Linked DNA regions of Homo sapiens: region 2 is linked to region 1. Evidence: chromatin contacts called from ENCODE Hi-C or POLR2A ChIA-PET data. All regions are on one chromosome and are shown on one strand. Each heading gives the region's core, a stretch centred on a gene start or an enhancer-like site at or near the end of the contact. The rest is flanking DNA. Distances are from core to core; before and after follow the strand shown. Region 1 overlaps THADA (THADA armadillo repeat containing). Region 2 overlaps THADA (THADA armadillo repeat containing).

The links. Hi-C counts contacts between places; a loop is a spot of excess contacts on that map. ChIA-PET counts read pairs that join two places held with the same protein, here RNA polymerase II (POLR2A). Pooled maps may share reads with other maps.
Region 2: a loop to region 1 is called in a map of tibial artery, with 2.0 times the contacts of the local background. The contact joins two enhancer-like sites. A Hi-C loop is called at or near these places in 12 of 168 maps with a recorded cell type or tissue (A673, IMR-90, aorta and 9 more) and 12 of 50 pooled maps. POLR2A ChIA-PET finds 5 or more read pairs at or near these places in 2 of 52 experiments (BJ and GM12878).

What each region holds. Positions count from the first base shown.
Region 1 is chr2:43,348,106-43,352,306 of GRCh38, forward strand. All of the region lies in intron 29 of THADA (THADA armadillo repeat containing), which reads right to left. Among named protein-coding and RNA genes, the nearest start is that of LINC01126, 120 kb to the left of the region's middle. Within about 2 kb of position 1,391, at least 7 of the 41 ENCODE cell types and tissues checked have a DNase peak (open chromatin) inside an H3K27ac peak, as active enhancers do; they include IMR-90, where a contact is called at or near this core.
Region 2 is chr2:43,390,676-43,394,618 of GRCh38, forward strand. All of the region lies in intron 29 of THADA (THADA armadillo repeat containing), which reads right to left. Among named protein-coding and RNA genes, the nearest start is that of LINC01126, 170 kb to the left of the region's middle. RefSeq lists silencers at 578-627, 668-767. Within about 2 kb of position 1,261, at least 6 of the 41 ENCODE cell types and tissues checked have a DNase peak (open chromatin) inside an H3K27ac peak, as active enhancers do; they include IMR-90, where a contact is called at or near this core.

The DNA of each region.
Region 1 (4,201 bases), core at 141-2,640:
TATTTAGCCCATACAGTACTTTTAAATCAACCTTTATGAATTGGGATATTTCACATTAAAGTCATCCTGATTTCCATTTTGAAAAATTAGATCTGGCTATAGCGGCCCACCTTCCTGTAGGGCAAACAGTCACCTGGCCGGAGCTGAGCAGCAGGAGCTGGCCCCGGAGATGAGAACTGCACTCTCTAGACCACCGCTGTCACCACTATTACTATTGCCTGTTACTCTAGTCACTAAGACGGAGGGTCAATGCCATTTATCAAAGCTCTTAGGCTTTTTTGTTTGTTTGTTTTAAACTTTCGGAGAATCAAGAAAAAAATAAAATACTTACTGAACCCAAATCTCTACTAAAAGTTTGAAAACAAAGAATGGGCAGAGAGCCCCTGTGTTTATACTCATCCCCCTTTGGTTCACTTACCTGCCTGGCACGGGTAGGATTCTGATTTTGTGACATCTCCACCCCACCCCAATCTAAACTAAAACAGCAATGGAAGGAGAGGAAAGGATACATCTGAGAGAGCTTCTGCGGGCTGCAGAGGCAGGGCTTGGCAACTGCTTTAGACATGGAGTTAAGGCGCAGGAAAGAGCCTCTTAACTTGGGCAGCTGGTGAACAAGGGGCATCTTTCAAGATGGAGATTATAAGAGAATCTACAGCAGGCTTGGGAATGAGGGAGGGGAATTAATGAGTTTGGTTGGGAATATCCGTGTGATGACTGCTTTACTTAGGATAATTTATGTCGCAAAAAAGAATTCTTCAGGGACAAAAGGGAGCTCTATTAATAATCACACTGGGAAAAACAGAGGACAGATGCTTACCCCTAGCTGTAATAGGTCCCTTGGAGAAGGGTTAGAGGTGGACATAGGGGTCATCAGCACAAGAAACAGGAGAAAGCTTTGTTGCCCTAAGATGGTTATGACCCAATCAGAAAAAGACTGAAAGCACATTATGAAACAAACAAGTACAAGCCAACAGCATCATCCATGACTATCATAGGCATGGAACTGCCAAGAGATGGGACTGTCAGCCCTGCCCTGAGGAGGGGGTGGTCATGGAAGCAGCTGGGAGGAGCAGGGAATGCACTGCAGGAGGGTGTCAGTGAGTAGGCTGATTTCTTGCCCCTGAGATGCAAGCCTTAATGAAAGTTTGAGGGGAACTGAGAAGTCTGGAGAACCTGGAAGCAGTTACCCTCTGTCCCTCACCCCTCCACTCTAAACACAGAGAGACTCAGGGGAGCCCCAGGCATCTGTGCAAAGCATGGGGTCCATTTTGGCAGCTTTGAAATGCTCTTTGAATAAATGCCATGGGCCTAAAAAGAGACATGAGGCAGTTCCCTGAAAAAACTTGCACTGCACCAGTAAAATATGTCTAGTTTATGCTGCTGGACTAAAATAGCAACTTGTGTTAGACAAGATCAAGATGATATATGGTTGTTTGGGAATGCAACGCTGAGATGGGTTTTCCTCTTCACCAAGCATGGCTTCCAGGCAATTTTCCCCCTTATAAAATCAACAGCAGCTGAGCTCCAGAAACCAGCAGGATCCAGCAATAACAGGACAAGGTTAGACAGGCTATGAAAAAAGACAACTCTAATAAGAAAAGAGATGCTCATTTCAAAGGTCAGATATAAATGGGGGAAATGTATCGTAATCATTAAAAACCTCAAATTCTGAAGATTAAAAAACCTGTCCACTTTTGCAACTGTATTTTCTTAAAAGCAAATGCTATGTTTTTCCCTTGCTGCATGCAGACTGCAGGTGAATATTTTTGACCCTATCACCTTCAGCCAAGTATAAAATTTCTGTATCTGCCATTTTGCCTAGTTTTCTCCCTGCACTGCTTCAACCCCCAAAGCTAAGTCAGTGCCACATTTTCCTTAGTGTTTACACAGGATTTTATTTCGACTGGTAAAACATCTGTATTTTTTCAGGGACTTAAATAAATGATCTATGCTGGGAATGTACAGTATAGGGTGATGTCAGGCCCCCTTTTTTTCTCGACTCACTGGGTAGAACAGGCAAACATTGTTTCAGCCTGTAGTTGGGAATGTGAATATTTATCCTGTCGACTTAATTCATACAAACAGAACTGCAGGCAGGCAGGCAGAAGTATTTTATGGCTCTAGGTCAGATTGAAAGGGGGTAAAAGGGTAAAAGGGAGATGACTGAGGGAGGAATCTAAACTTTCTAATTCACAGAAACAAGCCCAATCACATCACTGCTGGGAAACAGATACAGCAAAAATTATTCAAAATGCAGATTGTGTTTGTATGTGAGTGGAGGGCAAGGTGGGAAGGCAAGAGAGAGAAAGGTCTCTAACAATACAGTATGTCATTTGCAGTCATTCCAGTGTGGGCTAGGATTTGTTTTCCGCTTCAGGCATATTAACTGAACCCCAACTAGGCCGTAGGCCTCTCAGGAGCACCCCTCTTGCCTCTGACTTCCACAATGCAGGGTGCCATGCTTACTGGGTATAAGTACCTACTTATATCATCTGTTCAGAGCTCAACATGTTGTTTTTTATTCACAGCCCAACTGGGCTAGAGCCGGAACCTTGGGATACCTGAATTCCTCAACCTGGTCATTCCCCAGAAGAAAGTGCTTGGTGGGCACTTGCTGTCCACATGAATCCACCAATCTGCTAGAGGGCCAGCCAGGAAGCATTTCATGTGGTTGCTTCCCTAAACTTCAACCTGTTTATTGGGTAAGAATACATCCTTAGGATGGTCTTGCTAAGTCCCCAAAACATGACACCTTACTGTGTTGTGTGTTGCTGCCAGGAAAAGGATGCTAAGTACAAAGTGTAATTACTTCCTAGCTGATTCTAGTTTGGGGAGAGAATCACAGGAAACAGGCCGTGAATATCTTTAAGGACTACAGTGTACAAAAACACAAAGCCTGCTGGGGACTGGAAATTCACTTTGGGCCTCAAATCCATCCCCTCCTTTCTATTAACACTCCCACTATTTTAGTTCAGGAGCAAGAAGACTTTGCACCCAGATGCTAAAAACAACTTAACTGCCTGGTCTCTGCCTCCAGCACTTATTTTACAAATGGCCAGCAAAGAAATATTCCTAAAGCCAAGCTCTGAGGACATCACTCTCAAGTTCAAAATCCATCAATGACTTTCAACCTCCTAAAGAATGTGCTGGCACTAAAGGCTCAATCTACCTTTCCAGATTTAATTTCTGTTTCCTCCACTTTACGAACCTATTCTGTGGCCACAAAGAACAATTTCCCATTCGTAACAACTTACAAATGCTTTCCTGGCCAGGACGTTCCATCATTTGTCTCCCCACCTTCTCCAACTCCACCTACTGAAATTCCATTAATAAAGTAAGGCCCAGCTTAAACGTCACCTTCCCCATAAAACTCTCCCCAGCTTTCCTCAACTACCCCCACTCCCACCCTAAAACTCACTGTTTTTCTCTTCAGTGCTCCAACATCTCCTTTAATTTGATGATTTTAAAAAACTGTTTAATCCCATCATCATGGTTATCAATCTATACTATCCTTTTCTAGAGTATAGAGCTCTTTATCTGGCAGGGAGAGGGGCTGAAAACAGAGGATTCATTGATTCGGAATTCTACCACGGTCTTGCTAGGGGTGGCAGAACAGAAGCTGCATTTGCAGCAGCAGCTGGGGTGCTAAAAGTCACCTCTGTAAACTCTGGTCACACCAAGGTGTTGGGGGAAATAGTATTGACAAGAGAGAAAGTATACATTTGTCTTGGATAATCTCTCACCTATTGTTCTAAATTCTATAAAGTAATTATGAGTTCCTTCACAGGGGAGACTTGTCAAGGGCCCCCAACAAGGGCCCCCAAGCTGTTCGTAAGGGCAAGGTTTGGACAGTGGTGTCAGATAGTCAACCTTAACCCAACATACAAATGAAGGCCTGCATATGAAGAATTTAAAATTAACTAAACACTAACATAATACCTGCTCTAACTAAAAAGCTTCTAATTTTAGAACACAGATACATTTCTGAAAATCTAGTTATAAAATTATTTGTAAAATAAATCTGTCTAAATTCTTTAGGAAGAGCTGTTTATATTTGATAATTTATCTTGCTTATATATCTGGATCTTCAACTACCGAGTTTTCTGAAAGAGAGAGTATCAAGATCAACAAGAAACTCTTAATGTAGTAAAACTTACTAATGAAAAATAATACATGGCGCAGTGGCTCATGCCTGTAATCC
Region 2 (3,943 bases), core at 11-2,510, 42 kb after region 1:
TTTATTTCTTGAACATTTCTTACTGTCTCCCTGCTGCTGGAATATAAGTACACTGAGAGCAGTAATCTTGGAGGGCAAGGATGTGTCTCTTCTGTTCTCTGATATAGTCCAAGCACCCAGAACAGTGCCTGGCACGTAGCTGGTGTTCAATTAGCAGTTGTCGAATGAATAAATAGATGACATCAAATCCCATTTTACCCACAACCCGAAGGCCCCAGATAGAATCCTTCTCCCCTGACAATATTCCTTTTCCTCATCCAGAGAAGCAGTATACTACAGTGGCTAACTGCACAAGCTCAAAAGCTTCAAACGATCCTGGGCTTGAATCTCAGTTTTGCTTTTTACCATTTAATCTTGCATAACTTTAGTGAAATCGCACAACCCCTCTTGTTTTCAGTTTTCTCACCAGTAGGATGGGAATAACACCTATCCTCCAGAAGAGGCTCTGTAGGAACTCAGTGACTGGTACATCACACTCACACACATACATCACATACACACACACTCTATCTCTCACTGAAAAAAATATATATTTTTCCTCTTTTTGCTATTAATTCCCCTACTCTGATCCTGAACAGTTACAAACACCTGAGGACACATCAAATGGCAAATCTCTAAGTTTCACTTGCCCCTGACTGATACTCTGAGTTCTGAGCACTTCAAAACAGCAGTACATTGCTTGGGGAACAACCACACAGTGCAGTACAGTCAATGCTCCAGAACCTGGCAGCTAAAAGCTGTCTCCAACACCCAGCAAAAGCTCCCTAAGTAACAGACACCAAATAAAAGCTTTTGGATGTTTATAAGGAAGGGATTAATTCATCTTCAAAAGTAGCATTTTAATTAAAAATGACTTTTTTGGGCTTATATCCAGAAAGGAATATATTGCCAAAAGGTAAGATTTAACAAGGTTTAGTCCTTTCTTTAGTTTTTTTTTTAAGAGCCCAATGCTTCCCAATCCTTTTCACATCAAGGCACACATAGAAAGTAATCTTTCTTTGGCACTCTGGGATAAAACCAACGATGCTGCTCCCAGCTGCAGGTGACTGCCTAGAGGCTCCAGCCCTGCCAGGCCACACTCAAGACTCCCTGAGAGCTGAAGGAATCAATAAATACCTTGGCACATCCATAGCCACGCCACTGGAGAAACTCTGCCTTAACCCTTCTTGGACTAGGGACCTTTCTAGCAACTTAAGATTTTTCTCCTTTCACACTAACACAAGTCTTCAAAAAGAAAGAATAAATCTGGCCACCTGACAAGAGTGAGCATTTTCTTTAAATTATGACTCATTCCAGAAAAAAAGCACACAGACCAGAAATCCATTTATAACTTACAGCATCAGCATAGTTTCATGCTTTTGTTTTTGATTTTCCATTCTGAAATAATATTTTCGAGGCATAAAACAAACAACAATGGAGACGGCCAACATCTTAGGTCGCCAAATGGAATCTATCAAGAAATGTTCCATTTCTGGACAGCTGGACCGTTTTATGTTTCACAATTTTGTAGTTTTAAGAAATATAAATGACATTAAAATTCTTAAAGCACTAAGACATTGACTCATATGGTTACATTTTTAAAAGATGGAAATAATTCTTTTATATTTAATCACAAGTTTTGATGTAACAGTAATATTAACAGAAATATATATACATATCTTTTCTATAAATGTTCATTTGCTTCCTTATTTAAGAAACTCCAGTAGAGTTGACACTTAAGGTTACCTCTATCACTGATTTTCTACTTGCTTCCACTGCTCCTGTCTGTAGAATAGAGTGAAGGATGGTTGGTTCCATCCCTGCTTCTTGCACAGTGATTCCTTCATACAACTAGCTGGCCGAACTAGCCTACCTTTACTTCTTTCTTTGTTTTCTGGTTTTCTTCCCGTAAAGGTAATGCTAAAGTCTACTCCAGTTTCGGTCTTCATGTGTCCCATCCAGCCCAACACTACTGTTCCCATCACGTAAAGATTCTGGCTCTACAGTAAACACAGAATCTATTGGGGTGCTCCAGACTCAAGCAGAAATGGCCTCAGTTTCAGTCTCCTTTTATGCCTGATGCCCTGTCTGGCATTGTATCTTCTGTCTCCTCTTCATTTCTGTTACTCATATGATCCCTGGTCCCCGAGGGCTCACTTGGCTTCTAATCCACAGCTCTCTTTAAGTTTGCATCAAAGGCAAACTCCTTGTGTTTTCACCAGTGCCTAGGACAGGGTAAGCAAGCTACAGTGTCTGCTGAATTAAATTCAGTCTTGACCACCTTCTCATGGTCCTATCAGTTCCTAGATCTAGGATCCATAACTCCTATGGTTACCCAAGTTTGAGAGGTTTTGTCAAACCCTTAAGGATGACAGAAGGTGGGGCAACTATGGACTTGGCTATAGCCTAGGTCCCAAGGGAGGATCTGTATTTCCAGATACAGATTTAGTAGCATTAAATGGAAGACCAAAGAGAAATGATGACAGAGAGATGAGTAGAGAGGGGAGGGTACAATATACCTTTCACGGGTCGCAGCTTCCCTGGGTTTCACTGACTTCTTCTGTCTCAATAACACAAATAGATTTACTTTGTTTCCACTGTATCATAACATACCCAATTAGATTTAAGGAGAGCAACTGAGTGATAAAGTATATCTTTAGATGGATCCTTGGTTTATTTTCCTTAGCCATAAAAAGCTGTTATTCACATCAGAGGCAGCACATTCTAAAGAAAATAGGAACACAGGCTTTAGAGTTTAATATGTTATCTCAGCCGGGTGCGGTGGCTCACGCCCGTAATCCCAACACTTTGGGAGGCCGAGGTTGGGGGGATCACTTGAAGTCAGGAGTTCAAGACCAGTCTGGCCAACATGGTGAAACCCAGTCTCTACTAAAAATACAAAAATTGGCCAGCCGTGGTGGCAGGCGCCTGTAATCCAAGCTACTCGGGAGGCTAAGGCAGGAGAATTGCTTAAACCCAGAAGGCAGAGGTTGCAGTGAGCCAAGATGGTGCCACTGCATTCCAGCCTAGGCAACAGAGCGAGACTCCGTCTTAAAAAAAAAAAAAAAAGAGCTAAATTAAGAGCAACAGATCACCTTTTATTTGTACATAACAACAACAACAACAACAAAAGACCCAAAATAGACAAGAAATGAAAAAACTGAAAATTCAAACTCTTATTTCAAATGGTATACATTTTCTTATGAATCACCCAAAATGTGAGTTAAGTACCCAAGAATCAGAATAAACCCTTCCTCATGATTGGTGGCCAAGCTCCTCCTCAATATAAGATTTTCTGAACTCCAATATGATTTCTTGAGAGTGATAAGTAACCTAGTAATAATGTTAAGTCCCCAACATGAAGAGTTCTGGCAACAAAAACAGAAGGTTAAATCTACTTAAAAGACAGAGCAGCCCTGCTAGTGATGTTCCCAAATGAGGTAATGTCCATGGCTCTTATCTAGCCTTTATTGAGATTTAATGTCATTTACCCCTGGCTCTCATGAATCTGCCGCATAACCTCACCTTTTCTAATGTGTGTTACTTATAACCATCTCAACACAGCAATTATGAACCTCTGGTTTTTAAAACGATTAAGAAATGAATCCCACATGTTCTTTTTTGCATGTGCTATAATTTGAGTCTTTCTTCCATAGTCCCAGAAAATTCAGAGATCAGCATATTTCTTGTTTTCAAGGTATACTATAGAAATACTCTGAGATTTGATATATTTATGTAAACATTTTCAAAGCAGTCAAAATGTATAATTCAAGAAAATGTTCTGTGAAAGAATTTGTTTTCTGATTATGAAATGATTTCCTGCTTTTGAAAAAAATAACAACTTTATATTTATTTAGCTGGCTCTGGAGGTCCCATGGAGATGACCATTCCTTTCAATCCCTAACACCTCTTTTCCAGGTGCAGGCTTTTTAATGATTTCAAAGGTAGCTTTATGTGGAGAGGA